Linked DNA regions of Mus musculus: regions 1, 2 and 4 are each linked to region 3. A link is a loop called in an ENCODE intact Hi-C map of the cell type or tissue named here. Cell type or tissue: left cerebral cortex. All regions are shown on one strand. Each heading gives the region's core, and the rest is flanking DNA. Links, peaks and the distances in the headings are about the cores only.

What was found. Peaks named below come from ENCODE experiments on the same cell type or tissue, not always from the same donor. Only the 100,000 strongest peaks of a DNase experiment are listed, where the experiment ranks them.
Region 1: it touches region 3 in a loop (3-fold over the local background); 2 of 42 quality-filtered maps call a loop at or near these places.
Region 2: it touches region 3 in a loop (5-fold over the local background); 3 of 42 quality-filtered maps call a loop at or near these places.
Region 4: a loop joins it to region 3, with 2.2 times the contacts of the local background. A loop is called at or near these places in 4 of 42 quality-filtered maps.

Annotation. Positions count from the first base shown.
Region 1 is chr11:86,754,954-86,761,063 of GRCm38, reverse strand. It overlaps Cltc (clathrin, heavy polypeptide (Hc)), which reads left to right and starts at 3,497. Exons shown (of 32, transcript NM_001003908.2): 1 at 3,497-3,816. The coding sequence starts at 3,775. Gm42085 (a long non-coding RNA gene) reads right to left here and starts at 3,351. Exons shown (of 3, transcript XR_880101.3): 1 at 3,188-3,351. In left cerebral cortex, for the core only: a CTCF peak has its summit at 3,102 (motif pointing right); DNase peaks (open chromatin) are centred at 3,249, 3,427, 3,994, 4,699 and 3 more places; H3K4me3 peaks cover 3,272 bases; H3K27ac peaks cover 3,966 bases.
Region 2 is chr11:86,914,422-86,920,531 of GRCm38, reverse strand. No RefSeq gene overlaps it. Among named protein-coding and RNA genes, the nearest start is that of Gm33742, 49 kb to the right of the region's middle. In left cerebral cortex, for the core only: no CTCF peak of the experiment used is centred there; a DNase peak (open chromatin) is centred at 3,463; H3K27ac peaks cover 1,982 bases.
Region 3 is chr11:86,848,691-86,854,800 of GRCm38, reverse strand. The region is part of intron 3 of Gm33742 (a long non-coding RNA gene); the gene reads left to right. It overlaps Gm51288 (predicted gene, 51288), which reads left to right and starts at 2,143; the gene lies at 2,143-2,197. In left cerebral cortex, for the core only: no CTCF peak of the experiment used is centred there; DNase peaks (open chromatin) are centred at 1,577, 1,790, 2,513 and 3,167; H3K27ac peaks cover 2,007 bases.
Region 4 is chr11:86,993,235-86,999,344 of GRCm38, reverse strand. It overlaps Gm51915 (a long non-coding RNA gene), which reads right to left. Exons shown (of 3, transcript XR_003949754.1): 3 at 5,008-6,110. It overlaps Ypel2 (yippee like 2), which reads left to right and starts at 5,583. Exons shown (of 5, transcript NM_001005341.3): 1 at 5,583-5,753. It also overlaps Gm22387. In left cerebral cortex, for the core only: CTCF peaks have their summits at 3,565 and 5,502; DNase peaks (open chromatin) are centred at 2,891, 3,579 and 4,192; H3K4me3 peaks cover 643 bases; H3K27ac peaks cover 2,701 bases.

The DNA.
Region 1 (6,110 bases), core at 555-5,554, 94 kb after region 3:
TGTTGACCAATCCCTAAGACTCAAGGGAGATTCTCTTTCTTAGTGGCAAGCGCTATGGTTCTCTTTTATCTTGCATGAAAAGCTACAATTCTTATCAGTAGCTCTAAGGGGCTGAGGTATTTTAAAGGTGCTGTTTAAATGGTGAAACCAGAATCTTACCTGTATAATTCCAAAGTGTCTCTTATGGTTTCTAAAATCTGAATTATATTTGGTATGAAGCATTAGAGTTCTACTTTCCAATTAATCATTGTCTATCTGATGAATGTCTATGACTTTTACACTGCAATTAGTTCAAGCTGTTTTTAGAAGGCTTTGGGATTGCCTTAAGATGAACTACTATGGAGGAATCCTATAAAAAGGTTTGGCTTTGGGGTGGGGACAGTGAGGGAGAGACAGTTTCTCTGTAGTTTAGGCTGCCCTTGAATTCCCCACAACCTCACCCACAGAAGATGAGGCATAAGCCTCACTCAGGGAAGTTCAGAGACTACAGGTGTGAGTCATCATGTGTGGCTATCAAAGATTTTGTTTTGAGGCAGGATCTCATGTAGCTCAGTCTGTTCAATATAGGAAACCAGCCCTGAATTCCTGACTCTCTTCACTATTATCCTGGCTTCCCAAGTGCCAAGTGCTAGGATTACAGGCATGTACCAGCACACCCAGCAGAAAAGTGGTGGGTTTTGCTTTGTGTTCCAGGATGGTTACACATCTATAACCATTACAGAGTTCCTGGTATAAAATATAGAACTGGCGAACAATACAGTTTTCTTGTGTAGATTTTGAGAAACTACAATTCCTCAAAATAACATACAAAGCAATGTTTTTGTTATGGCGCTTACTATATAAGGGCCTGCTGTTGATAACTCTGTAAAAATAGCTTCAAATTCATACCTTGACCATTTAGTACATGACCTCTTTTACTAAAACAGGGCAAACTAAAAGCCAGGGTGATGACTCATCCTTTGCAGCAGTCTGTTTGGATAAAAAAGTTACTTACACAGGATAGCAGGATTTGTTTTAGAGCTTATCAGGTTATCTATTTTAAGGTAGTGCTTAAAACCACGCCTTTTAGGTATAGCTTAGAAAACTTAGTGCCTCAGTGTTTGGGATTTCTTTTTTCTTTTTGGTTTTACATGATAGGGTTTCTCTGTGTAGCCCTGACTGTCCTGGAACTCACTCTGTAGACCCGGCTGGCCTCAGAGATCCGCCTGCCTCTGCCTCCCGAATGCTGGGATTACTGTGTTTGGGATTTCTAAACCAGGAACTGTCCTTTCCCCTGTCTCTGTCCTGCTGGAAATTTAGCCAGCACAATCTCATTATAATCATCTTTTATTACAGCAAATTACTGATCTTTAAGAGGCATGCCAGTTTGGAGCTGTTCTAGTTTGGGGGAACAAGGTCCTGCTATGTGGAACTCTAGATCTTCCTGCCTCAGAACCCTCCAGTGTGAGGATCACAGGTGAGCACCACAGTGTCCCCAGCATTGGGTAGCATTATCATTTACACTATTTTTCTCTTGGAAAAAAAAAGGGGGGGGGGCATTAACTGTTTAAGGTGCCTTTGCTGAGTGAAATCTGCTTAGTCATTTTAGTTGCTTTTACTGTTTTTCTCCAATACTGCCTTTCATATTTAGGCTGAGAGGAGAATCTGGCAGGCAAGGCAGCAGTCCTATTAATAAGCAGAATGATTTGGGATATCACCATCTACTTTTCTTCTTTCTAAATGATTTCTGAAAACAACTCATTCTTGAAATTTCTATGTGTGATGACAAAGCAGTCTCAGCGCACTTTTTGGTTAGGTATTCCACACCAAGGAAGTAAAATCAACTGCTCTGGGGATTTGAAATGTCCTTTCATGCAGGGTCTGTATGAAAATACAAGGCCCTTGTCAATAAATTGAAATGTGGTGATCTGTTCATGGTGAAGCTCTTACATCCCAAATTCTGAGATTGAAAGTGCAATTCTATTAAGCTACTGACATTTCTGTAATAAAACAGTAACTCCCTTAGGATTTTAATTTAAAATTTGCCCACCTCTAGAAAAGGACAAAGTCTTATGAAAACAATCTTTTCAAACATTGCAGGACAGGGCACATTCAAGTGCTTAAGTGAAATTATGTAAACACAAAACATCCTAAATATGGTGGCAAGGCTCTTCTTCAAGGGTCTGTTGTCTGCCTTCTCACTTGCCTGGTTCTCCTCTCAGCCCAGATATGAAAGGCAGTATTTGGGGGGAATACTAAACGCAACTGAAATGACTAAGCAGATTTCTCTAAGCAAAACCGCTTACGCAAAATTATTGTACACCCAGTGGTTGTCTTATGTTCTTTAGGTTGAAAGGGGCATTGAAAGTAATTTCCTCAAGAACTTTCAGGGGGATTAAGACGAACTATGTGGAAATGAACTCTCTAAATCTTCCTTATATTGGTGCTATTGTGAGACATTACACCTTACACTTTAGCAAGAGCTCTGGGGCGGCTATTAATCGCTAATGAATGCTGCAGATAGCTTACTGCTGTAGGAAGGCAAGGTGCTCCGGTTTTGAAGGGCTTATTACATCGCCCACCCTGTAACTACAGGTAATGGTCCTACTACCATGTATGACTAACAGTCAATCCCTCAGCTCCAAGACAGCCCCTGAGGTTTCTTTCCCTAGCCATCCTTTGATCTACATCTTTTAAGCTTTTTCCTGTGGCCGAACCCTCCAGTTCTCGAAGGCCAAACTGATCTCTACACTAGGCTGATCTAAGTCCACCAAAATGTCCGCGGAAGCGCTCTCCAGGGGCCAGCAGGAGATTCTTCTCCCATGGCCTTCCCTGTCCTTTGAGATGGTTTATCTGAGGATCTCGAGGAGCCATCCGGCTCTCCTGGCGTCAGAAGGGCGTGCGTCAGGGCAAGGAAGCTTGCAGCTCAGTACGGTCCCCCTCCCTGAGGTGTCAGCAACCACCCACTGCGCGAAACCAGGCGGGGGAGGCGCGCCGCAGCCAGCCGCCCGAGGAGCTCTGCGGCGGGGCCGTTTCCCTTAGTCACCGCGGCACCCACGCCGCGGCCTTCTCCTCAGGCACTCGGTGTCCTCACGCCCAGGCCGCCACGCCGGCAGGGGGCTCAACCGCCACCTCCTCCCCAGGAGCAGCGGCCAGTATCTTGCCTCTCGCCCTCCACTCTGGCAGCCTTCAACCGACCCTTCCCTACCCGCATCACGTGCACCGGGAAGTGCGTGGGTGGGTCTTACAGCGCCTACGGAAATGACGTAGTTCGCCCCGAGTCGCATGATGTGGCAAAATGTTAAAAAAAAAAAAAAGTGGGAGGGGGGAGGGGAGAAGGGAGAAACCGGAGCCTGGGGAAAGTGATGAGTCTAGAAAAAGTAGTCCCTCGGTTCCTCTGTTTCCCCGCAGCCGCATCAGCGAAGAGCGCTCCGCGCACTGCGTCCCTGAATCCCTACGCCCGACCGCGGCGCGGCGTCTGTGGAAGGCTACATAAGGCGGACGGCGTGAGGAGACTGGGCGGAGTTCTGCCTCGGGATCCTTCCGCAGGGCTCAGCCGTTTCCGGAGTCTGCGCTGCTCCCGGTTCCGCCATTGCGGCTCTCCCGGCCCCTGGAGCCTCCGCCCCCGACCCAAGCTCTCTCGTCTGCCTGCCAGTTCCCTGCGTCCCCGGAGAGTATCCCTCTGAGCCCAGCCTCCCCTCCCCTTCCCCGTCTCCTCCTCTCCCTTGGAGAGCCCGGGCAGGCACTGCCCTGCAGCCCCAGTGACAGGAGGAGACCATACTCCCCGACAGCGCCATGGCCCAGATTCTGCCCATTCGCTTTCAGGAGCATCTCCAGGTACGTGTGAGTCGGGGCTGCTGAGGGACTTTTCGAGGGTCGTGGGAAGGAAGAAGCTAGCGGCCTGGCCCGAAAGGGATCGAGAGAAGGGGAGTGGGGGGTGTCGGTATTTGGCATAGGTGGAGGAAGGACAGTGTCTTAAAAGCTTAAAGGGTTAAATGATATGAGACTAGGATGGAAATGACGAATCGGAGTGCAAAGGGCGGCGAGGCCAGGCCTTACGTCTGACGACCTCTTATTCTGCTTCCTGGATTGCAAGAACTGCGCATACCAGACCCCCCTTCCCATTTTACTCAGTTCATTCATTTGGGTAGGGGCTAGGTGGGGGAGCTTCTCGCGCGTTTCTCCCAGAGCAAGATTTCTCGTTAACCCTGAGCGACGCGGGGCTGTCACCTTCCCTTGGTCTATTCCCATTTCTACATCGAGTCTGCACCCAGGAATTGTGTGGCGGGTGGGTTGGGGAGGAGCTGCATCCTCCCTCTGCAGCTCACCACTGAGAAAGGCACCTTGGGGTTAGGGTAGCAGTGGCTCGTGGCTTGCCTTCCCTGAATCTATAAGGAACCGAAGGTCACACTCACTGAAGGAACAGAAAGAAGATAGAGGGGCGGCAAGGGGCGGTGTCAGTCTCGGTGCCTGGGGTCAAGGTCCCAAGGGGAACGCGCATATTTTTCCTTTCTTGGTTTCTTCAGAGGGTTAGTGTAGCTCTTAGGCTCACTTTGATTCTTGCAGGTAGGGAGAGTTATTTAGAGGTTATTTATGGCCTTTTGGAATTTAGCAGGTAGTTGTGGGATTACGGCAGGAGTATGTCTCACAGGACTGCGTGGAATTCATCAGAGCCGGGTTTAAGTGCATACCTGCTCTGTGTCAGTACCTAACAAGTTGATCTGTAACTGGCTCCTTTTTAATAGTCTGGGGCGTCCCCCCTCCGCCCCCCACTGCACCTTATCCTGGAGTCAATACACCATTGTCTAACCTGGCAACCTGCCAGCAGTTGGCCTAGGCAGGTGACTGTTGGAGGGCTTCGCTGAATTACGCTTCTTCTGAACTGCTGATTTTCCTGGTTCACTTGTCCCGACTCTTTGACATCATAATTTATTCATATTAATTTACTTTCCCTCAAGTATCCCCATAAAGAAATCTGCTTTCAGCTGCATCTTCTGAAGGGCTAATTTCATGAGGGGGAGGTGCAGTGATCCAGTTCAAATATTGGTAACTTATTGAGTGCTTTATCATTGAAGGCAATCTGATTTACTTTTCTTCATTGATATACATAAAAGATGTTTGATAATAAAGAGGGTTAACTAAAATTTAGCACCAAGTAAAATAATTAAATATTTCTTTATAGACTTTACCGTGTTGCTAACATTAACGAATTATTTTACTTTAGGACTTCTTTGCCCATTAAATGACTTGAATACATTTTCTTCAGTCATCACTAGTTTTCAAATAATTCATCTGATTTTGGCAATAAGATCTCTATTTTGTAAAGGTCTGAAAAATGTCAAGTGACAATGCTGACAGAGAAGTTAATTTTTGTTCTCAATTCAAGCTTGAGTTTCCTCTGTTAAGAATATAAAGTGTTAGGAAAGCACTGTTCTGGATGTTAGTGGACAGTGGGCTCTTCAGGCTGAGTTAAGAGGGAGGCAGCCTGTGTACACTAACAACAGAAAAAAATCTAGCTTTAATTAATTGCTTGCTTTAATTAATTTGACCATGATTTGGGTTGCTGTTTTTTCTTCTCCCATCTTTGGGATTAACACTTGGCCACACTGAAGTTACCAGAAATAGCTTTCTGCAAATATGTGTATAAACCTTACACAAAAGAAGCAAAGACAACTGCTGATGACATGACCGTTGCTGGTGATTTGAGTAATAGTTTTTCATTTCTATTAAACTCAAGACCAGAATTGTTGAATGGTCTTACAGACTGGAATCCAAACTTGTCACTAATTAAAAACAGATTTAATGCAGGTGTGGCATGTGAGTAGCAATTTCTGCAAATATTTGAAACTGTTTTCCAAAATTTAAAGATTTTGAATATTTATAAAATAGCTTTACAGATACACTTGAAGATCTCGGATGCTTATTTTCTGGAGGACCTCATTACACTTTAGGCTTTGGCTGGTAGGATCCCACTCTAGTAGATAGAGTCAGGTGTGCCGAAAGGATAATGTATCTTCTGATCTCAGACTTTTATTCCCTCTCTTTTAACAAACAAACATACAGTGTAAGGATTATTCCAGTTGTCATCTTAAGTCTTTGATTGCCCAGCCTCTGCCATTCTGCTTAGAAAA
Region 2 (6,110 bases), core at 398-5,397, 66 kb before region 3:
ACTTAGGCTGGCGAGCAGAGCTGGGCCACCTTGGCCTACAATCCTTCGCAAGAGGTCAGTGGATGGGACAGACCTGAGCTCATTTCCCTCCTGGGCAGCTGTCAGCACTATCTGGATTTCTCAGTTTGGGAAACAGAAAACCTGAAGCCGTCCTGAACAAAGGGCTTTTTAGTTGTCTCACCCTGGCCCCTGAGGAGTCTCGGAGCCCTGTACACAAACAGCTGGAGTTGCTGTGACTCAGCACCAATTTCTCTCTCCTTGTCATTGGTCAATGGGACTCGGAAGGGGGCTCCATTTCTCTGGCCTCTTTTGGCCAGGCAGCCAGTGCTGACCTTGCCCTTTAACTGGCCAGCGCTCCCCAGAGGCAGAGCCATCTGAGCAGGGTGATTCTGTTTCTGGCTTGGTGACAAGGCTTAGGGATGTGGCTGTTACAGATAGGTGGAAGTGGACAGGTTGGGGGCCACTGGGGACCTTAAAGTGTGGGAACAAGATATCCTTTGTAACTTGTGTAATGTACTGCACTTCCCCGGGTCTTGGTCATGTCAACATTATCAAGCACCTGGAAGCAGGAGAGATCCCTAAATCGTGCCCAGAAGATCATGGGAGACTTGAAATGGTTTCTAGAGCCTGTTTTCCAGGCCATGTTCAGACTATAACTCGAAGTCTGAGTACTGCCTCAGGAGGAATGGTCTTACCAGACACAATAAGTGGTATCAACACCCTCTCCCCTGAGAGGTAAATGGTGCTGTGACTGAGTGACAAGGATAAAATGACACCCAGGGAGAGAAGCCAGGCCCTAGCTAGCAGCCTCTTGACTCAAGGCCCTTAGTAAATCTCCCACCCAGACAGCTGTTGTCTCTGACTCGTTACTACTGTATGCTCACCCTGAGGCCATGGATGCAGGTGTGTGTATGCATGCATGCGTGCGTGTGTGCATGGGTGTGTGTACGTGTGTGAGCCTGTATGTGAACGTTCGTGTGAGATGAGATCGTCTAAAGATGTCCAGAAGAAATTCTTTTCATTGGTTAGATATGTTTTCCCAAACTGGAATACTTGTTTTGGTTCCTGGGTCACTGAAGGAGATCTCGTCTCCTGCTCCCTAAAATGTTGATTAAATAAAATTCATTGGATTCCAGCCCTGGATAATCTGGGGGATTTGTGTGCATGCTTAGCAAGTACTCCACTACCAAGCTACATCCCAGCCTCCTTTGCTTGCTTATTTATTTATTTATTTATTTATTTATTTATTTATTTATTCATTATTCATTCATTCATTGACCCACTTTCCCTAAATTGTCCAGGCTGGCTTTGACTCACTCTGCTGCCCGACCAGGCCTCGAGCCTGCCATGGTACCTCAGCCTCGCCAGTGGCAAGTGTTACAGGCCTGTACCTCAGCTGATTCAGCTGGTCTAGTGTGGGGTGGGTTTTTTTCCCTGCAACTTTCTTTTTATTTTGTTTTGCTTTGTTTTTCAAAAAAAAATTTTAATTAGACATTTTCTTTATTTACATTTCAATTGTTATCCCCTTTCCTGGTTTCCCCTCTGAAAACCCCCTATCCCCTCCCCCCTCCCCCTGCTCACCAATCTATCCACTCCTGCTTCCTGGCCCTGGCATTCCCCTACACTGGAGCATCGAGCCTTCACAGGACCAAGGGTTGCTCCTCCCATTGATGACCAACTAGGCCATCCTCTGCTACGTATGCAGCTGGAGCCATGAGTCCCACCATATATTTTCTTTGATTGGTGGTTTAGTCCCTGGGAGCTCTGGGGTACTGGTTAGTTCATATTGTTGTTCCTCCTATGGAGCTGCAAACTCCTTCATCTCCGTGGGTCCTTTCTCCTGCTCCTTCATTGGGGACCCTGTGCTCAGTCCAACGGTAGGTTGGGAGCATCCACCTCTGTATTTGTCAGGTACCGGTGGAGCCTCTCAGGAGACAACTATAACAGGCTTCTGTCAGCAAGCTCTTGTTGGCAGCACAAAAGTGTCTGGGTTTGGTGGTTGTATATGGGATGGATCCCCAGGTGGGGCAGTCTCTGGTTGGTCATTCCTTCAGTCTCTGCTCCACACTTTGTCTCTGTATCTCCTCCCATGGGTATTTTGTTCCCCCTTCTAAGAAGGACCTAAGTATCCACACATTGGTCTTCCTTCCTGCAGCTTTCTAATACATCTTAATGTGATAAGACGAATCCACAAATGACTGACATGGTGGCACCAGCCCATAATCCCTGCACTTGGGAGGCAGAAGCAGAAGGATCAGAAGTTCAAGGTCATCTTCAGATATATAGTGAGATGGAGGTCAGCCTGGGCTACATGAGATCCTGTCTTAAGCAGATATCCATATGTGTCTGCCTATGTGTCTGCCTCTTTAGAGTTACCCAGGTACCATTATTGTGTGCTTAGATACAATCTTTAGTTTTTAAAGATTTATTTATTTTATGTATATAAGTACACTGTAGCTGTCTTCAGACACACCAGAAGAGGGCATCAGATCCCATTACAGATGGTTGTGAGCCACGATGTGGTTGCTGGGAATTGAACTCAGGACCTCTGAAAGAGCAGTCAGTGCTCCTAACCACTGAGACATCTCTCCAGCCCGCTTAGATGTGTTTGTAGAATAGCTTTTTGTTTTTTAATCTGCGTTAAAATCCCAGTACAGGGGCCTGGAGAAATTGCTCAATGGTTAAGAGCACTGTCTGCTTTTCCAGAGTCTATGGGTTCAATTCTCAGCAACCTCACAATTGACATGGTTGCTCACAGCCATCAGTATATCCAGTTCCAGGGTGGGATCTGATGCCCTCTTCTGGCCCCAGTGGATACCAGGCATGCGCATGATACACAGAAAACCATGCAGGTAAACACTCATACACATAAAAATGATAAAATTTAAGAAATTCCCAGCACAGGGGGGAGAAAGACAAAGACATCTCTAGGTGTCATATGGGTCAACTTTTGAGCCCAAAAGAGATTCCATGTCCCTGGGTTCAGGCCCCAACCTCTAGGGATACACAAGGTTTTCAGCCCACAGCTTTCAGATGATACCAGACCCTGCTTAAGGGAATATGTTCATCTCTTTATAGCCATACCATGCTTGTAAAGAGCCTGAGAGAAATGGAAAGCAGGTGTCCCCCCACCACCCCTTTGTTTTGAAAGGCAAATGGCCTCAGAATAGTACCAGTCAACAGAAGAGAGGAGGCATCCTGGCCCAGCTGCCTGCCTTCTCTCACTGTGGTCAAAGCTAATTAACTTGCACTGTACCTTGAACTAGGTCACCCACAGGTCTGGGCTGGGGATAGACCTGGCTGTCAGAGGAGGGCATTGCCAGACTAGCTCTTGGGGTGATCTCCTAGGGAGGCCATACAAAAGCCTACGTTTCATCTCTGTGTGGGATTGTCTCTCTTCTTCCGGAGAAGTGACCATTTTCAGATCTGTGGGTGGAAAAGAAAATCTTCTCTTCCCAAAATAATCCCTTTCTGCAGTTTGAAGCCGGGGGGTTGAAGCTGGACCAGGCGGCTAGCACTATTTTTACCCAACTCACAGTTCGGGCTGTAAACAGCAACTCTGGCTGTGTTTTCCTCTCCCCCAGCAGCTGATAATGGGGTCAACCTCTTTGAGGCAGAAGTGTCCTGGTATTTTTTTTGCACAGATAAAGACAGGGCAGAGTTTACCATGGACCAGGTGATGATTCCTGGACCATGGGGTCAGTGTACAAACAGAGAGATATCACCATGACGCCGTTATCTCTGCCATAAACACCAGGCCATGTGACAGCCACTGTGCTGAGGCTGATGTAAAGGTGTACAGGCAGGGTCATGAGGAAAAGCAGGCCCGCAAAGCCCTAGGCACTCAGGTTCCCAGAGCCCAGACCATGACCCCCACTCCCTCTTGCTCAGTCAAGCACCTTCTCCTGGGTTGCTTCACTGTGAGGCACTTTTGCCTCACAGCCACGAGCTCACAGGCTGAGGAAAGCAAGCATTTACTTCGAATGTAGAAGGGCTCTAAAAATCAAAGCCATATAGGTCTCCAGAGAACAGACAGAGGCCCACAGCTTTCTGTGATAGTGTCACTCTGAGGCTGTAGAGACAGGACCAGCTCCCTCCGTGTCCCCAGTTAGCAGAGAGCACAAAAAAAGCTAACCAAAAATCCACGTCTTATGTCTGCCATGGGAGTAGGTGAAAGGCAAGTTTGGCCTCCCAGAGGGCATCCTGTTCATGAAATAAACCAACCAGGAAAGGTGAAATTGGCTTCAATAGAGCTGGCAATTCCCGACTGCTTCTCTTCTAGCTCATGGTTGGGCTTCCGTTGCGTTTCCCTGTAGCCATGTTTGTTACCCAATGCTCTCCCTGGGGCTTTTTCTCTACAATAGGGAAGGGGTTATGACTCCGCAGGAAAGCTGAGTCTTGTTCATGATGAACAATGCAACAACTTCTTCATTTTTAAAACTTTATTTTGGAACATCATCTCTGGAAGCTGTCCTTGACCTCTGTATCCTCCTGCCTCAAACTCCCAGATGCTGAGAATACTGGTGTGCACCACCACACTTGGCTACCAGCCCTGTCCTGGTGCTGCCATGGCTTCCTGGTTTCCTGGCTTCCTGGCTTCCTCTCATCATCCTAAGCGTTTCTCAAATACCATATGTATACTCAGAACTGCTCATCTAGGTGAAATGGTTCTCGTTTCCAATTCTGGTAGATGGTTTTGTAGGAGGCATGAAAAAGGATTAGAGGGCAGGTAGGCAGCTGAGTGTCCCACCCTTCCCCCAGCCCTCACCCCCACCCCTGTCAGCTCTTTTGGAGGATGTGGTTTCGATTGACTCTGGGCAGCTGTTTATTGCAAAACTCACTGCCAACTATTGATAGCCAAAGTGGCATCGGAGAGCTCTGGATGGTACAAATGGGGCAGGAGATGGATGAGAGGACGGTTTTACCTCTGAGAAGAGAGGCTGAGAACATATTGTCTCTCCCAACCTGCTGTGTCCTAGATTTCCACTGTTAGCCTGAGCTCTCCCAGGACTGGGCACCAGAATCCAAATAGTAACGTCCAGTTCAGTCTAGAGTGAGACTCTCAAAAGACAAAGCCAGGGGCTGGAGAAATGTCTCTGAGTTAATAGCCTTTGCTGCTCTTCAAGCAGTCCGGAGTTTGGTTCCTAGCACCTATGTTAGGGCAGCTCCCGTTCTAGGAGATCTGACTCCCTCTTCTGGCTCCCATGGGCACCCCCTTGCACATGGCATAGATACACACAGACACACAGACATATATGCAAATAGAAATTAAAAACAAAATTAGGTCAGGCATGGCGGCATACACCTTTCTTTCCAGCGCTCAGAGGCAGAGGCAGAGGCAGGTGGACCTCTGTGAGTTCAAAGCCAGCCTGTCATATATAACTAGTTCCAGGCCAGCCAGGGATACATAGTGTTTCAAAAACAAACAAAAGGGAAAACAGCAAAACAAAAGGTAGTCAGGTGGGGATGTAACTCTGCAAGAGAGTCACTGGTGTAAACCCCTGAGTTAAATCCCCAGTCCTGCAAAAGACAGGGAGGCAGTGAATGGTATCAGGGGATGCCGCTTGGTTAGTAGTCTAGCTGCCTAGCATGCTCTATGTTTGAGCCCCCAGCACAGCAGAAACCACATGCGATAAATTGCACATGCCCGTTATCCCAGCACTTAGGAAGGAGGTGGAGGCAGGGCTGTCAGGAATTCCACGTCATCCTTAGCGTCACTGTGAGTCTGAGACTAGCCTGAACTCCATAAATCCCTGTCTCAAAACCAAACCAACACCCCCAGGTAGACCCCTAGAAAAACAGGAGCAGGGGGAAAATGCCTATCAGGGAAACCAAAAGCACGTGGCAGCCAGGCGTGCTGCCAGGCTAAGCGTTTGTTGTGAACCATGCTCATGGCCCAGTGTTGACACCCTAGAAAGTGGAACCTGCAGCTGACTGCTGTGCATGAATTTCCCAGAATCCACCCTGATGCACCTTCTCCTGTCAGCTTTGGTTCTGCTCTCCCCGTGACTCACATGCGCTGTGCTGCTCTGAGATCATCCCGAAAGACATTGACAGTCAGCGTGGGAAGCCTGTGCTCTCGAGCTGCCTTTGATGGGCGTGGTGAGTGG
Region 3 (6,110 bases), core at 785-5,784:
TTCCCCTGGTGCATGGAATAAAAGCCTCACTCCAGTTCCCCATCCAGTCTCATCTCAACACCCCCCACACCACCTCCCCGCCACTCCTCACAAGGATTGAACTGATCTGGCTTTAACTTTCTCTAGAGTCTAACAGCTGCCATGAAGTCCTACGTTTCCCACAATGCTCTTTGCTCATTTCCAAGCCTTTACACTTTCCATCCTCTGCTGGAACTCATTCCAGAATTCTACCAGCTCACGGCACAGTGGCCATTTCCTTCTCAACGTTGAGGTCTCAGTTAAGTGACATCCATTCAAGAAGCCCTTCCCTGATCATCTGTATCCAAAATTGCCCTCTTCCATCAGCTAGACCCTACTAGGACCCTTGGTTTATTTCTGTATAAGATTTTCCAGGGCATGTGGCTATCTTGAGTGAGCATTGTATACTTGCTCGTCTCCCCAACTGGGAAAGGAAATTCCTTGAGGGCAGGAATTTGATCTTATTCGGGGATAAAGGACAGATATGAAACACTATTGGTATCTATGTATGTGGGAGAGCCAGCCTGCCTGCCGTTTTGCTAATGACCTCTCCTTCCAGGAAAGGGGCGTTTCTTCTCTCTTTGTTGTGAGGGTTTGATAGCTAGGATTCTACTGAGATGGCGCAAATGAAGGCTTTGGATGAGGAGATCATTAAGTGTAGGATGGACTGGGTTAAGAAAACCAAGAGAAGATATTCAGATGCTAACTGGGAATCGTTGTATATGGAAGATGTGCAAAGGAATGACCAGATAGAGTCTAGTAAGACACAGTGCTGGGGAAGAGACCATCCAGGCATGTGGTCCCAGAGGTGACCGGGAACCAGGTCAGGAGTCATATCATCTTTTTTCACTCTGCTCTGTCTGCTCCATCCCACTCCATGACGGATGGATGCCAAGCAAGGGAGGCAAGGCGAGTAAGTCACTTTGCAGACTTCAGACCACACACACACAGAGAATGGGTGATAAACCAGATAGAAGGGCACAGGTTCTCAGCCTCCGCTGGGTTTAAGGCTGTTTTGATGACTTAGCAGCCAATCAAATTGGGAGCTTATGTTCAGACTGTAGCCGCCATTTTTTTTCCCCTCCTGTGGTCCAGGGAAAAATAAATTTGGTTTCTTTGTTGTTTTTGTTGTTTTGAAAGAGGGTCTCAGGCTGGAGAGATGGCTCAGCAGTTAAGAGCAGAGACTGCTCTTCCAGAGGTCTTGAGTTCAATTCCCAGCAACCACATGGTGGCTCACAACCATCTGTAGTGGGATCTGTTGCCCTCTTCTCGTCTGTCTGAAGACAGCTACAGTGTACTCGTCATATATATAAAATAAAAAAATAAAATCTTTATTTAAAAAAAAAGAAAGAAAACAAGAAAGAGGGTCTCACATAGCCCAGGCTGGTCTTGAACTCACCCAGTGTGTGGGTGCTGAGGATAGTCCTTCTGCCTCTAGCATCCAAGGGTTGGGATTTCAGGCTTGCGATAGCCACGATGTTGGTTCCTAAACAACCAGCTTAGTAATAAACCTGAAAGCAAAATTCCTGGGGGCGGTGGAGCCTGCTTTTACCCTGAACAAGTGGGTGAAGTGTTTTTCTTATTAATAAGCACTGCCTACTCAAAGAGAAAATGAAAATCTTATTCAGCCACCATCTAAATTGCATTATGAAACTTTATAGATGATATTCATAGTATTTCTCACAAAGTTTATGGGACCAATACTTGGTGAAATTTGATTTCTAGATCTGTCGAAGCAGTTGCAGGAAAAAATAGTCCTGCAATCTGTTCCAGTGTTTGCCCTTCTCTGAACAGTTTGCCTCGTGAGAATGTCCACAGCTGACTCATTCTATTCTACAAATACCAAACGGCACCCAGGTCTGTTTCAGGGATATTGGTCAACCTGGAGCTTTTCCAGACATATGCCGCCGGAGGGAAAATATCCGAAATGCAAGTCTTCCTGAACGCTGCCTGTGAAAGTTTCGCCTTTGAGTAGTAGAGGGAGCAGGGGCCAGCCAGAACAGCTGGAAGGAATCGCAGAATCCTTGTGCAGCTCTTCTCTAAAAGTCTTTGGCTTAGATCTTTAACTTTGAAAGCTTAGCTGGTTATATCGAACTCGTCCACAGAAGCAGAGGGGGCTATGTCTACAGCGCCAGCTGCCTAATTGATTGTCTCTGTTAATTAGGCTCTGGATCTGTGAATGGAGCCCCTCAGCCGCAACAGCAACTGGGTTTTCAATTAATTTTGCTCTCTGCTTAAAATGTTCTGGACATTGGAAACATTGTTTAATTATAGTATCCCCATCTGTCTACTCTCTGCATTGTATAACCAGAAAATACACAGTGTGCTTATTGTGTTTATTGATTTATTTAAACTTCAAAGACAATAGAGTGCTATATAATAGGCTGCAGAGAGGGTGGACTCTTATCTCTCTACTGTTTAGAAAAGAGGCAAATTGCTCTGTGCTTTCAAATGTTTGAAACAGTCACTCTGAGAAAAGTTCAAATTTGCCTCTGATTTCTCTGTACTCAGAGATTTTCCTCAGTACAGAAAATTATATCCTAAAATACCTAGATGCCAGCTGGTATATATCCCAAGAGAAGCAGGGTGGACGAAGAGGGTTTTTAAAAAATACCTGGAGAGCCAATTTGTAATGATAGAGATCTTAATTGAATCACCTGGGACCTCATGCTGAAAAAATATGCACTGAGTGCCCGTGGCTTCCACTTAATTAACAGCGTTGTTCCTTTTAGACAGGGTTCGTATGGTTGAGATAAAGCCACTGCAAACATCTGCAGTAAGGCACAATGCCTTCGTGTGTGTGTGTGTGTGTGTGTGTGTGTGTGTGTGTGTGTGTGTGTGCATGCGTGCATGCCTAAATTAGAATGGCCTCATTTCTTTCACTGTGTGTACCGACCCTAGTGAGTCACCCAGACAAAAGGATGCACTAAAATGAGGTAGTTTGCCATCTAGAGAAGAAAAAAAAAAAAAAAAACCACACTGGTCATCTTATGGAAACTAAGCTTAAGAAACACAAGGCACTTAGTGCTTTACTATGAAACCTCTCTGAGGTGGGAGAAATATGTGTGAAATTTGGACTCTCATTTTCTCCAATCTGAGGAGGAATTTGTCTCCTAGAGTCATCTGGCTGGTGGTGATGGGAAGGATCAGTGGGAGCCCCGCTTGGCGGGGCTGCTCAGTAGAAACCCATATGCTCTCTGACATTGATGATAATCATCTTTCCATCATTCCTAGGTTAGTTCTTAGCAGAAATCGGAGCCAGCTCCATCCTGAGAGAGGCTCCTGCTGCGAAACCAGAGCTGGCAATGAATCTTTAACAAAAGATCAAGGACTTGACATTTATTTTTAAGCACGAGAAGGAAGTGTGCAATGTTGGCAGCAAATACAGGGCTAAGAAGAGCTTTTAAACAGTTGCAGAGAGAAGTGGAACTCGGAGGAGCAACCACTCAACCTACTGGTGACTTCACTTTTGTGAACTAGCAACTGACGACTAGGTGGGACAGGAAGAGTGTATATATGTAAATATGTGTAGACAAGACACACATATACGCCCAGCTTCTTAAAGAAGACAGGTGGCACAATGCATTTACCATTTTTATTTTGAATCAGGTTATTTTTAAAAGAAGATTTATTCCTATTATTCCTAATTATGGGTATGAATTACCACTTGAGTACAGGTGTCTATGGAGAATAGAGGTATTGAATACCCCTAGAACTGGAGTAGAGGCAGTTGTGAGCTGCCCAGTATGGGGGCTGGGAACAGAACTGAGGTCCTCCACACAAGGTCAGCAAGACATAACCACTGAACTATCTCTCCTACCCCATCGGGTATGTTTAAACATTTTTATATCCAACTCATGTTTCAGAGTCAATGTCAGGAGGTTTGGTCAACACGAAAGACAGAAAAGCCGCTTGTTTTAATTTTTAACGGACTAGGCTGGCAGAAACAGCAATAACAAAAGTTTTGTCCCCATGCCCCATCAAAGGACTCATGCGTGCAAAGTTGTGAATTTGTTAATTTATGTAGGGGGAGGGAGGTGTGCGTAGTGAAAAGGTTAAATAAAGTGCACCAAGTGAGGATGTATTCTCTTCAAACTGTCCACCTACAGTAAGGAAATAGCTTCAAATTTAATTTTAAACACAACAGATGCAGAAAAAAGTGTGGCTGTCAGGAAATTTGCCAATGAGGTATAATAGGGTGTGAACCTCTCTCTAAAGGAGAGTTATTTCTATCTCAGGGTCCAGTTCAATGTCCTGATTAGTTCTACTAGTAAAGTTAAATGCAGAATATAAATCCTCTCCAGGTGACACACCTTAAAATTCCTCCAGCTGAAGGACTCAGGAGTCACCTTACCAAATGATTTAGAGCATAAATTTAGTTTAGATTGGCTTTTGAAGTAACCACCAACCCCACAATAGGCAGTTTGCAGACAGTGGAAGGCAGGGTGTGTGTGTGTGTGTGTGTGTGTGTGTGTGTGTGTGTGTGTGTGTACACGTGTGTGCGTGTGTATGTGTGACACGTAGATCACAGTCAGTTGGTAGGAGCTTGTTCTTTCCTTCCATCATGTGGCTCTCAGGTGTCAAACTCACTCTCGCTGACATTCTTTTACACTGAACTACTTACATGTTATTAGACGCGTTCTCACGACCGGCCAGGAAAGACGCAACAGACCAGAATCTTCTGCGGCAAAACTTTATTGCTTACATCTTCAGGAGCCAGAGTGCAAGAAGCAAGAGAGAGAGAAAACGAAACCCCGTCCCTATTAAGGAGAATTATCCTTCGCCTAGGACGTGTCACTCCCTGATTGGCTGCAGCCCATCGGCCGAGTTGACGTCACGGGGAAGGCAGAGCACATGGAGTGGAGAATCACCCTCGGCACATGCGCAGATTATTTGTTTACCACTTAGAACACAGCTGTCAGCGCCATCTTGTAACGGCGAATGTGGGCGCGGCTCCCAACATCTCCCCCTTTCCTTTTAATAAGAGCAAATAGGCCACCCATATTAATGAGAGTGGAGATAGAGGTCAAATCCCCAGTGTGTAGGTAAAGGAGCCATGTACAGGATTAGCTCTTAGGCTCACAGGCTTTTACCCAGAGCAACCCTGACCTGCTCCCGTGTCGTTTTGCCTGGGGGAAGGGAACTAGGACACTGAACCTTCATGAAAGATGACATGTCTCCCTAGAATAGGCTCATATATGCCGCAGAGCCTCTCCATTGCAGTGCTTAGCCGTGCAACTCTCTCGGGCTGCTGAAGCACACTCACTCTATCCCGTGCAATGAGTCTAGCCTCGTGAGATGTAAGAGCTGAGTGGCCAGCGACCTATTGCCTAAGCATAGATAACCATATATCAGGGGGAGCTCCATGTTCTAGTCCTGCAAGCGCCTGGGCAATAACCACCTTGTCTCTCCTAGTTTGGGCCTTAAGCTTACAGACCAATCAAAGAAGCAACACTAATCCACAGCAAAGTGTATCTCCAAATAATATTAATCCCACCCATTCTTTAAAGAAGGAAAATGTTGAGGAGATCCAATTGGGTAATCCTTTGGTCAGGGACAGGTCCAAGCGCGTGGAGTTGACCTGAAGTCTCAATTCCCGAAGGATCTGTTCAAATTCAGCCATCCAATTCTGTAACATATACTGAAAAAGACTTTTTGACAATTTAGCTGCCCTAGTAAATTTAACATACTGAATGGAAATAACACACAATCCCGGAAACTTTTGTTCACAACCCTGCTGAGTTATTTGTCATAATACATCTAGTTGTATCTGGACAAGATCTATGAGTTGATTAACCAGCATGAGACCTCTCTGTATTGGGCCAAATAAGTTCATTTGCTCATTAATGGCTCTGAGGTCATGGAGCAGTCTCCACTTTCCTGACTTTTTCTTAATTACAAAAATTGGAGTATTCCAAGGTGAGGTAGAGGGTTCAATATGGCCTAATTTTAATTGTTCCTCTACCAGTTGAATCACAGCTTCTAGTTTTTCAGAGGATAGGTGCCATTGAGGAACCCACACTGGGTCCCCTGTTTTCCATGGTATGGGTCGTGCTGGCCCAATGGCCGCTAAGGAAAACCCAGACCCTGTC
Region 4 (6,110 bases), core at 515-5,514, 140 kb before region 3:
GAAGCAGAAGGAGCATCCGTAGTTCAAGGTTATCCTCAGCTACATAGAAAGTTTCTGGCTGGCCTGGCTTACATGAAACCCTGTCTCAAAAAAACAAACTTAGACAAAATCCAAAAGGGGACTTGCTTGCGGGGCGGGGAACAAATTAGAACCAAGCACAGTGATCTATATGTATAAATATGTCACTACGAAACCCAGTGCTTTATATGCTAAATTTAAAGTAATAAAAACAAAAAAAGAGTAGTTGGGATGTAACTTTTTTTTTTTAAGATTTATTTATTATTATGGGCTGGTGAGATGGCTCAGTGTGTAAGAGCAGCCGACTGCTCTTCCAAAGGTTCGGAGTTCAAATCCCAGTGACCACATGGTGGCTCACAACCATCTGTAACGAGATCTGACTCCCTCTTCTGGAGTGTCTGAGGACAGCTAGTGTACTTACATATAACAAATAAATAAATCTTTAAAAAAAGATTTAATGCTCACAGTCAGCTAATGGATGGATCATAGGGCTCCCAATGGAGGAGCTAGAGAAAGTAGCCAAGGAGCTAAAGGGATCTGCAACCCTATAGGTGGAACAACATTATGAGCTAACCAGTACCCCGGAGCTCTTGACTCTAGCTGCATATATATCAAAAGATGGCCTAGTCGGCCATCACTGGAAAGAGAGGCCCATTGGACTTGCAAACTTTATATGCCCCAGTACAGGGGAATACCAGGGCCAAAAAGGGGGAGTGGGTGGGCAGGGGAGTGGGGGTGGGTGGATATGGGGGACTTTTGGTATAGCATTGGAAATGTAAATGAGTTAAATACCTAATAAAAAAATGGAAAAAAAAAAGATTTATTTATTATAAATAAGTACACTGTAGCTGGCTTCAGATGCACCAGAAGAGGGTATCAGATCTCATTACGGGTGGTTGTGAGCCACCATGGGGTTGCTGGGATTTGAACTCAGGACCTTTGAAAGAGCAGTCAGTGCTCTTACCCACTGAGCCATCTCACCAGCCCGGGATGTAACTTAGTTGGTAGAATTCTTGCCTAGTGGGTACCAAATCATGGATCTGATGCCCAGCACTGCATAAAACTGGGTACGGTGGATAAATGCTATGGTTCCAGAGGTTCAAGGTAGGGGGAATCCTTATCTACACAGGAAGTTCAAAGCCAGCCCCAGTTCCGAATTCTCTCAATATACATGGTCCCTCACACGAAGAGAAACAGAGAGACAAAGATACAGGAAACAGACACACAGAGAACTTGTCTTGCTAGTAAACACCTTTAGTCCCAGCATTTTGGGGGCTGAGGCAGGAGGATTGCTTCGACTATGAGGCCAGCCTGAGCTACAGATTTTGCCTTCATCTAAAACAACCAAACACAACTGGGGCATGTATAAACAACCTTGAGGCTGGAGAGATGGCTCCGAAGGTAAATGGGCATGTGCGAGCAAAAGGGCCTGGAACCCGTGTAAAAAGGTAAGTGGCAATTTAGCCCAAAGCTCTGAGGACGGGTAGCCTGGAGTATGCACTGAAAAGAAATAAGAAGAGTAACTCTACTCAGCAAGATGGCAATTGGCACTTGAGGACTTCCTCAGCTTGCTGTCAACACTTATAGCACATCTCTGCAATCTGTAATATCCCTTTGCTCTGAATGAAGTTATCTTAAAGGGCTGCAAAGACGGCTGAATGGAAAAGAGTCCTCGCTGTCCTTCCAGAGGACCAGGGTTCAGCTCCCTGCACCCACACCAGGTGGCTCACAACTGCCAGGAGTTGTAGCTCCAGCTCTAGGTTATCAAGCACCTTCTTTTGACTTCAGTAAGCATTGAATGCAGCTGATCCATACACACAGATATAACCATTATATATCTATAAAAAAACAAACCAAAAAAACAAAAAACAAACAAACAAAAAAAAAACAAAACGGCTAGCCAGGCAGTGGTGGCGCATACCTTTAGTCCCAGCACTTGGGAGGCAGAGGCAGGAGATTTCTGAGTTCGAGGCCAGCCTGGTCTACAGAGTGAGTTCCAGGACAGCCAGGGCTACACAGCGAAGTGCTGGAAAAAAACAAACAAAACAAAACAAAAAAAGGTTAACGGAAGCTATGGAGTCAACCATGTATACAAATGCAAGTATCTTTTGTCTGTAGGAGGTGACAATCCTACAGAAAAATAGAGGTCTCTGACAGTATAGCTGGCAAGTCTGATTATTTCCCTCCACACAACTTTTAGAACTTCTACTCTAAATGTTATATTGTTCCCCCTATTATGTTTCTTGCTATCTCTGCTATTAATTGCACTGGATTATAGGTAAAGCTAGCTTCCCAACAACAATGGCAAAGTTATTTTTTCTGCTTTGGCAAAACAAGAAACTAAAATGGAAGCAGAGAGCTGACTTTCACAAGTTGTCCTTTCCCAACTTCTCCGTGTACACAGTCACATACCAGCAACAAAATAATTTTTTGTTTGTTTGTTTTTTTCAAGACAGGGTTTCTCCGTATAGCCCTGGCTGTCCTGGAACTCACTTTGTAGACCAGGCTGGCCTCGAACTCAGAAATCCACCTCCCTCTGCCTCCCTAGTGCTGGGATTAAAGGTATGCACCACCTTGCCCGGCAATTTTTTTTTTTAAGTGAAAAGAGCATCAGGCAGTGGTGGCCCACAGTTAATCCCAGCTCCGGGGAGGCAGAGACAGGCAGATCTCTGTGAGTTCAAGGCTAGTCTGTGCTACAGGGTGAGTTCCAGGTCAGCCAGGGCTACAAAATACAGACTCTGACTCCAGAGGAGGGTGGGGACAAAGAAGGAAGAAAGAAAACAAAAAGCAGAAAGTGATTTGCTCACAGCCAGAGCCGCACTTAGGTGGCAGAAGTGAGAACACACAGGATTAGTAAGCGAAGACAAACACTGACTGTGAAAGGATGAGTAGATGTATAAATGTGGCTTAGCATCACAAAGAGGAGTCAATCCCAAGGCAGCAGGCAGAGGAACCACCTGTGAGCCCAGGAGCCTCTCAAACCTTTATTGCCAACCAATTTTTCTTTCTTTCTTTCTTTCTTTTTTTTTTTTTTTCCTTTTTGGTCTCATTGTTGTTGTTTGTAAGGGAGCCTTCTGACTCTGAATAAGTTTGTTGCTGTCTTTCTGTTGCTCTCTGGGATAATATCCTCTCTGTTGCGGCCCTCGGCTTCAATAATTATCTGTCTATTCTCAATCTGTCCATTGGCCTGGGCTTCTTTCCTCTCCCATAGGTTCTCGGAATAAGTCCAAGGCAACAGGGAAAGGTGCTGAAGATGGGCACTGAGTAAATGTGTACTGAGGGCCCATGAAGGTGTTTGGGTGCAGAGAGAAAGAGAAGCAGTTTCTAGTACTCACTCCCTGCCCCCCAACACACACATACACACTTCTTTGTTTCGGTTCTCCCTTCTGTCAACTCACACAGCTTGGCTCCTTTGGCTGGAAGAAGGCATGATCTGGCTTTTTTTTTTTTTTTTTTTTCCTGGCTGGCTGATTCTATTGTTTTTCAGCCCTGTGGTTCTGTGGCCTCTTCCAGTCTCCTGCAATCACACAGCAGGCCTGCAGGGGTCCTCAGAGCACCCCACACAAGGCAGGCTTTCTTTAGCTAATGTTATCTTTTATTTAAGCACAGAACAGTAGCCTCCAATCTTGTTACATAACATACCAGTATCTCAGGGTGTTAAAACCAGTACAGAATCTACTGTTAGGCGTTAGGGAACCCGTGGATATAAACATATTTAGTAACACACTATTGCAGAAATGTAACCAATTTGATTTCCTGGTTCCTGATTTGAAATGTTAGAGTTGGAAGGGATGTCAGAAACCATCTTATTTCAGCCGTCCTTATTTATTTCTGCAGTAATGGGTATTGAACCCAGAGCCTCAAGAACCTTAGGCAAAGTCTCTACTGTGAGTTCCACCACCAGATCCCAGCCCTCCCTTCTTTTAGGCGATGGGTACTAAGGCCTAAGGGCACAGAGGAATTTAACCTCAGAAAGCAGCCTTGGGCTGGTAATCAAGCTTTTGATAATCTAAAGAATTTAGTATATCTTCTTAAAGATCCAATCTCAAGTCTTTTCAAGGTTGTGGTTAGTTAGCTGAAGGCTTTTGGACTCCAGGATTTATAATTCCCAAAGCAGTCAATTGTAAATATTGACAGTGCCCCTACACTGAAACCGGTATCTGCCGGCAAAAATGAGTGGTTTTGTTCTTACTAACGTTGGGACTTTTTTTCATCCCTAACCATGCGATGTACATTCACTGAAGACAATTTAGTTGATTGCATATGTATTAAAAACAGCTGGGTGGAGTGACAGGTGACGTTTTTGAGTCACCCGGGGATCTACCCAAATACCAGCCTGGGTTTGTGTGTAAACTGCTGCCAGATAGGAGACCAAAGGTTCCTGGGCCTCCTTCAGCACCCCAACCCCGCATGAACTTTTTTTTTTTCTCTTTTTCAGTAACCTGGCTAGCTTGGACCGATCTAACCAAGAATGACCTTAAACTTCTAACACTTCCCAAGCCTTGGGTTATAATTGGGCTATAAAGCAGAGAACCACCTTGTCCAATTACCTTGTGTTTTTTTCTCTTCTAAAATAGCAATGAAAACATGTATTTTGCCCCAACACCATTCAGAATCCCAGTGTCTTAGAAAAAAGGGTGGGTCTGCCGTGTCTCCCCCGCCCCCCCCCCCGCAGAAATTCTTTTATCAAATTGACCTGTTTTCCGGTAGGAAGACTCTGCCCCACTCCACCCACCTGGTGCCTCCCTGGACTTCCCGACTGTCATGAGTTTATTTTTTAACCCTCTCTTCCTTGAAAAGCACCACCCCACTGACCCAGAATGCCAGTTCCTCCCTTTTGGTCACCTTGACTACTCTTATTGTATTTTCTGTTGCTAATAGACCTCACTAACCATTAGCAATAGGGATCCCAGTTTCTCTATAGTCTTTCTCTATGCTCTTCCACTCTCAGTACTGGGGATCCAACCCAGGGACTCGAACACACCAGACAACCCTTTCCTAGTTTTAATTAGGAAATTTCGAGCAGGGCAGAGGAAATAGAGAATCTCCGCTTCTGAGCAGGGCATGGGTGGGCATGACGAGACTGGTACTATCTTACTAAATACACCTGCCTTGAACTCTGCGGGTCACTTTTAGTAACTTAGGCTCTGGGTCAGGAGTGGCTTAAAAAGTGGAGCGAGGAATTACTATCTAGGTTCTCAAAACAAAAGCACTGTAAATCCCACTTCCCAACATAACCCCGGGTCCTGGGAATCCCAGTAAAGCCAGACAAACAGGCTCCTATCTCAGAGAGCTCCCCCACTCTAATCACCTCTTCTCCCAGCCCTGCCCGCCAGCTGCCAGGACTGGCGGGACCCAGACCTTGCCACACTCCTCGCACGCGCGCCCCGCCAGGGCCGAGGGGCGGGTGGGGGTTGGGGGCGGGAGGCAGGGAAAGCAGGGGCGGAGTTCCGTCCTCCAGTGATTGGCTCCTGGCGGATGGGCTGCGGCCGTGCAGGGCCAACCAGTGGCGTGTTGCTATGTGCTGAGCCGATGGGATAGGCGCGGGGGCGCGTCTGTCACCCGGCAAGCCCCCAGCCCGGATTCGGAGGGATGCGGAGCGGCAGTGGCGGCGGCGGTGGCGGAGACTGTGGCTTTAAGAGCGCGCAGGGAGCGCTAGAGTCAGCCGTGCAGTCCTTCATCGCCAAGCACTCCGGAGAGCCCGGCGCTGGCCGGACCGGGCAGCCTACCGCCAGGTATGAGGGATCTCGAGCTGGGCTCGCGTGGGCGTGGGGCGCATTCCGCTCCAGTTCGGGCTGTGCGCCCTGGGGACGGTCGGGCTCCTGGGCTGCGTGCAGCCGGGCTCGGCTGGGGCGGTGCTGTCGCGGTCCCGAGGGGGCTCCCCGAAGGTTCCCGGGGTGCTAGGGGCGGGGAACGGGTTGCTGCAGCCACGTGACCGGTTTGTTTACAAACACTGGCGCGCGCTCCGGGTTCGGGACTCGGCGGGTGGCGACGAGCCGCCTGGCAAATATGGGGACCCAGAGACCTGAGCGCCAACGCCTCCCTTGTTCGGCGTGACCCACCCCCCACGGATGGCACCCGGCGGCACCCGG